Regions from separate parts of the Homo sapiens genome. Here region 1 is linked to region 2. Evidence: read pairs that join two places in POLR2A ChIA-PET (ENCODE). Cell type or tissue: CD4-positive, alpha-beta T cell. All regions are shown on one strand.

What was found. ChIA-PET counts read pairs that join two places held together with the same protein. Peaks named below come from ENCODE experiments on the same cell type or tissue, not always from the same donor. Only the 100,000 strongest peaks of a DNase experiment are listed, where the experiment ranks them.
Region 1: POLR2A ChIA-PET joins it to region 2 with 5 read pairs; 8 of 35 experiments call an interaction of 5 or more read pairs at or near these places.

What each region holds. Positions count from the first base shown.
Region 1 is chr19:2,393,067-2,395,566 of GRCh38, reverse strand. The region is part of intron 2 of TMPRSS9 (transmembrane serine protease 9); the gene reads right to left. Among named protein-coding and RNA genes, the nearest start is that of TIMM13, 33 kb to the left of the region's middle. RefSeq lists an enhancer at 1,104-1,193. In CD4-positive, alpha-beta T cell, no CTCF peak of the experiment used is centred here; DNase peaks (open chromatin) are centred at 666 and 1,046; H3K4me3 peaks cover 947 bases.
Region 2 is chr19:2,250,544-2,253,043 of GRCh38, reverse strand. It overlaps AMH (anti-Mullerian hormone), which reads right to left. Exons shown (of 5, transcript NM_000479.5): 3 at 2,284-2,392; 4 at 2,036-2,195; 5 at 971-1,945. The coding sequence ends at 1,087. JSRP1 (junctional sarcoplasmic reticulum protein 1) reads left to right here. Exons shown (of 7, transcript NM_144616.4): 6 at 41-132; 7 at 248-792. The coding sequence ends at 715. MIR4321 (microRNA 4321) reads right to left here and starts at 2,405; the gene lies at 2,326-2,405. RefSeq lists a silencer at 2,339-2,398. In CD4-positive, alpha-beta T cell, no CTCF peak of the experiment used is centred here; DNase peaks (open chromatin) are centred at 1,293 and 1,529; H3K4me3 peaks cover 1,107 bases; H3K27me3 peaks cover 1,498 bases.

The sequences.
Region 1 (2,500 bases), 140 kb before region 2:
CTAGTACAGATGGGGTTTCTCCATGTTGGCCAGGCTGGTCTCAAACTCCCGACCTCAGATGATCCGCCAGCCTTGGCTTCCCAAAGCACTGGGATTAACAGGCATGAGCCACCGCGCCCGGCCTTGTTTGTTTTGAGATAGGGTCTCACTCTGTCACCCAGGCTGGAGTGCAGTGGTGTTTTCTCAGCTCGCTGCAACCTCCATCTCCCGGGTTCAAGCGATCCTCCTGCCTCAGCCTCCTGCCTCAACCTGCTGAGTAGCTGGGATTACAGGCGTGGACCACCACACCTGGCTAGTTTTTTTGTATTTTTAGTACAGACTGGATTTCACCATGTTGGCCAGGCTGCTCTGGAACTCCTGACCTCAGGTGATCCACCCGCCTTGGCCTCCCGAAGTGCTGAGATTACAGGCGTGAGCCACTGCACCCAGCGTTAATTTTTGTATTTTTAGCAGAGATGGGGTTTCGCCACATTGGCCAGGCTGGTCGGGAACTCCTGACCTCAGGTGATCTGCCCGCCTCAGCCTGCCAAAGTGCCGGGATGACAGGCGTGAGCCACCACGCCAGGCAGAAAGCACTGGTTTTTAGCTGTTGGCTGTGTTGTGTCCAAAGTACAAAGTACAGCAAAAATAATAGTCATAAAAAATTCCTATGCTGATGCAAGCAGCAGCAGAAAAAAATCTAAATAAAAACTACGAGAGCAACCACAGAAACCATGAGAGCACGAGTTTTGGTCAAAAATACGTTAAAACTACCAGAAGTGCACACCAGCGCAAAAAAAATGGCCGTAATTACAACATTTAAACCATGCAAATAGCAACCGCGTAAACCGTGAAAGCTGGGTCCCAATTCCGTTTATCCTAAATGGATAGATATGCTAGATGGGTATTTACGTAGCCATATATTCAGTAGATAGAATATTCTGAACCAATTCTAAAAACGGTATGTTTTCTCGTTCAAGAAACTAAAGAAACACGAGCACCCTGGTGGGCGGACTGAATTGCCCCGCCTCTGTGTCCCAACCTCACTCTGTTTCTACTCTAAACAACTGCAGATTCAGGAAGTTGCAGAAATAGTTCAGAACGCCTCCCGCTCTCCACTCAGCCTCTCATCTCCAACTAAAATGGTGAGCTGTTTGCGAAGGGCTGAATTCTCATTTTTATTTTTTTAAATGTTTTATTTTTTTGAGACAAGGTCTCTATTGTTCGGGCTTCAGTGCAGTGGCACAATCACTGCTCACTGCAGCCTCGACCTCATGGGCTCAGGTGATCCTCCTGCCTTAGCCTCCCAAGTAGCTAGACCACAGAGACCACAGGCGCCCACTATCACGCCTGGCTGGCTAGCTTTCTCTTTCCTTCTCTTTTCTTGACACAGTCTCACACTCTGTTGCCAGGCTGGGATGCAGTGGCACGATCTTGGCTCAGTGCAACCTCTGCCTCCTGGGTCCAAGCGATTCCCTTGCCTTAGCTTCCCGAGTAGCTAGGACTACAGGCACATGCCACCATGACCAACTAATGTTTTTTGTATTTTAGTAGAGACGGGGTTTCATCATGTTGGCCAGGATGGTTTCAATCTCCTGACCTCATGATCCGCCCAACCCGGCCTCCCAGAGTGCTGGGATTACAGGTGGGAGCCACCGCGCCCAGCTTTTTTTTTTTTTTTTTTTTTTTGGAGACATGGTCTCCCTTTGTTGCCCAGGTTGGAGTGCAGTGGCATGATCTCGGCTCACTGCAACCTCCACTTCCCGGGTTCAAGCAATTCTCCAACCTCAGCCTCCTGAGTAGCTGGGATTACAGGCGCGTACCAGTCTGCCCAGCTAATTTTTGTATTTTAGTAAAGACAGGGTTTCACCCATGTTGGCCAGGCTGGTCTCAAACTCCTGACCTCATGATCTACCTGCCTCAGCCTCCCAAAGTGCTGGGATTACCGGGGTGAGCTACTATGCCTGGCCCTGGCTAATTGTTTGCATTCTTTTGTAGAGACAGGGTTTCCCCATGTTACTGTGTCCGAAATTCGTGGGTTCTTGGTCTCACTGACTTCAAGAATGAAGCTGCGGATCCTCACGCTGAGTGTTACATTTCTTAAAGATGGTGTGTCCGGAGTTTGTTCTTGCTGATGTTCGGATGTGTTCGGAATTTCTTCCTTCTGGTGGGTTCGTGGTCTTGCTTGCTTCAGGAGTGACGCTGTAGACCTTCCCAGGGAGTGTTGCAGCTCTTAAGGCAGCGTGTCTGGAGTTGTTCATTCCTCCTGGTGGGTTTGTGGTTTTGCTGGCCTCAGGAGTGAAACTGCAGACCTTCACAGTGAGTGTTACAGCTCATAAAAGCATCTCACACCCAACGAGTGAGCAGCAGCAAGATTTCTCGCAGAGAATTAAAAAACAAATCCTCTACACTGTGAAAAGGTCCCCAAGCCGGTTGCCGCTGCTGGCTCCAGCAGTCCGCTTTTATTCCCTTATCTGGCCCCACCCACATCCTCCTGATTGGCCCATTTTACAGAGCGCTG
Region 2 (2,500 bases):
CTCGGCCCAGCTGACTCGGGTCCCGACCCTGTCGCTGCAGACGCCGTCCCTGGGGAGGCAGCACTCCAAGCACGTGTGCCCGAGCCCTGGGTCCCGCCAAGCTCAGCCCCGAGGGAGCCATCGTCGCCCCTGGTAAGAGCTTCCTTCCACTGACCGCGGGCATTGGGACCTTCATCCCCAAGGAAAGAAGGAGCCCGGGCCGGGGGGAAGGTGGGCGCTTACCCCAGGACCCCACTCTGTCTTGCAGCCTAAGTTCGAGGCCCAGGCGCCTCCATCAGCGCCGCCTGCGCCCCGGGCCGAGGCAGAGGTCAGACCCAAGATTCCCGGGAGTCGGGAGGCTGCAGAGAACGACGAAGAGGAGCCCGGCGAGGCCACCGGAGAGGCCGTCCGGGAGGACCGTGTGACCCTCGCAGACCGGGGACCCAAGGAGAGGCCTCGGAGAGAGGGGAAGCCGCGGAAGGAGAAGCCGCGGAAGGAGGAGAGACCTAAGAAAGAGAGGCCGCGGAAAGAGGAGAGGCCACGGGCCGCCAGGGAGCCCCGGGAAGCCCTACCCCAGCGCTGGGAGTCACGCGAAGGGGGCCACCGGCCGTGGGCACGGGACTCCAGGGACGCCGAGCCCAGGAAGAAGCAGGCCTGGGTGTCCCCGAGGCGTCCCGACGAGGAGCAGCGGCCTGGGAGTCGCCAGAAGCTCCGCGCAGGCAAGGGGCGGGACTGAGCCGGCCCCGCGCCGGAGTCCAGGGGCCCCTTCTGGACGCCCCGCGACTCTGGCGAAATAAAGCGAGTGCTGCGGCCGCAGAGTCACCTGCTCCTTTACGCCTGGACCCGGCACCAAGTCCGGGGCCTGAAAGACGGTGGTGGGGCGCTTCAGGCAGGGGAGAGACAGCGAGCGCTACAGGGCGGACCCGGGCCGTGCGCGAGGAGAGACGGCAAGGGAGGTCCCACGGGCCCCCTAACACGCACGGACACCCCAGCCGGTTGCTTGCTGGTCTTTATTGGGGCGATGCTTGGGGTCCGAATAAATATGGGAAGGGGCGCGAGCTGGGGCGCGTCCGGACCCTCGGGGCAGGAGTCCGCGCGGCGCAGGGGTCACCGGCAGCCACACTCGGTGGCCACCATGTTGGGCACGTGGTGCGCGCTGATGCGCTCCTCCGACAGGCTGATGAGCAGCTTGCCCGCGTAGGCGGTGGGCACGCAGCAGGGTGGGCGCGCCAGGGCGGCCCCACGGACCTGCATCTTCAGCAGCAGCACCACGTGGTTGCCGTAGCGCGGGTTGCGGTCGGACTGAGGCCAGCCGCACACGCCCTGGCAATTGTTGGCCTGGTAGGTCTCGGGGATGAGTACGGAGCGCTCGGCGCGGAGGTCTACGCTGAGCTCGCGCAGCGCGCACGGCCCGTCGGCGGCGGTGGCCCCCGCGCTGCGCTGTGCCCGACCCGGCCCGCGCGGATCCCGCCCGCGCCACTCCACGCGCAGGCCCTGCAGCGCCTTCAGGAGCAGCAGCGCTCGCAGGGGATCGCCGAGGCCGCCGGGGCCACCTGGGCAGAGCGCGAGCAGGCGCGCCAGCAGCGGGGCTGTGGCCGGAGGCAGACCCGGGAGGCTTCGCAGCTCGGCAGCCGCCGCTTGCAGTTCAGCAGCCACGCGGCGCGCCAGGGCCGTGGCCCACGGCGCCGACGTGGGGTCGTGCAGGGGCGCAGGATCCCCGGTGGTGGCCGCAGTGGGCCTCAGCAGCAGCAGCAGCGGCTCCTCGCCGTCGAGTAGGCGCTCCAGCGCCGCGGGGTCCGACAGGTTGACTAGGCCCTGCGGGAAGCCGGCCAGCGCGTCCGGATCCAGGGCCAGGCGCGGCGCGGAGGCCCGGGCCGGGGGGACCCGCAGCGCCCGCACCAGGCGCGTGAGCGTCTCCAGGAAGGGGTCTGCGCTGGGTGGCGACTCCTCGAGTTCCGCGGATGGCCTGGAACCCGCAATTGGAGGAGTTGAGAGCGGCCACGAGGCCACGCCGCCCCCGCCCGCTCCTGCCCCGTGTCCCGGTGCCTGCGCGCACCTGGGCGGCGGGAAGGGCACGGTGTCCAGCTGGCCGTGCGCAGGCAGCGGCGCGGGCTCGGACCGCGGCAGCAGGAGCAGGGCCGGGGTCATCCGTGTGAAGCAGCGGTGGTCGTCGCCGAACAGCAGTGCCTGCAGCCGGGCGGTACTCAGCCGGGAGTCTGCGGTGGGTGGGCACGCGGCTGGCTCAGGGGCTGGGGGCCCGGGGGCAGTCGACCCGGCTCCCCGTCCCTCTCCACGCGGACCTACCCTCTCCGCGGGGCTGCAGGGTCAAGGCCAGCCCGGAGCCGCGCCAGGCCCCCGCAGGGCGGTCCACCGCTAACACCAGGTAGCGGGTGTCTCGGGAGGGGCAGAGGCTCTGCGGAGACCAGGGCTCAGCCCGGCTGGATGGAGGCTTACCCAGCCCCGCTCTACCGGTCCCCTTCCTCCCATCGCCACTGGTTCTACGCTGTTCTCAGTACTGCAG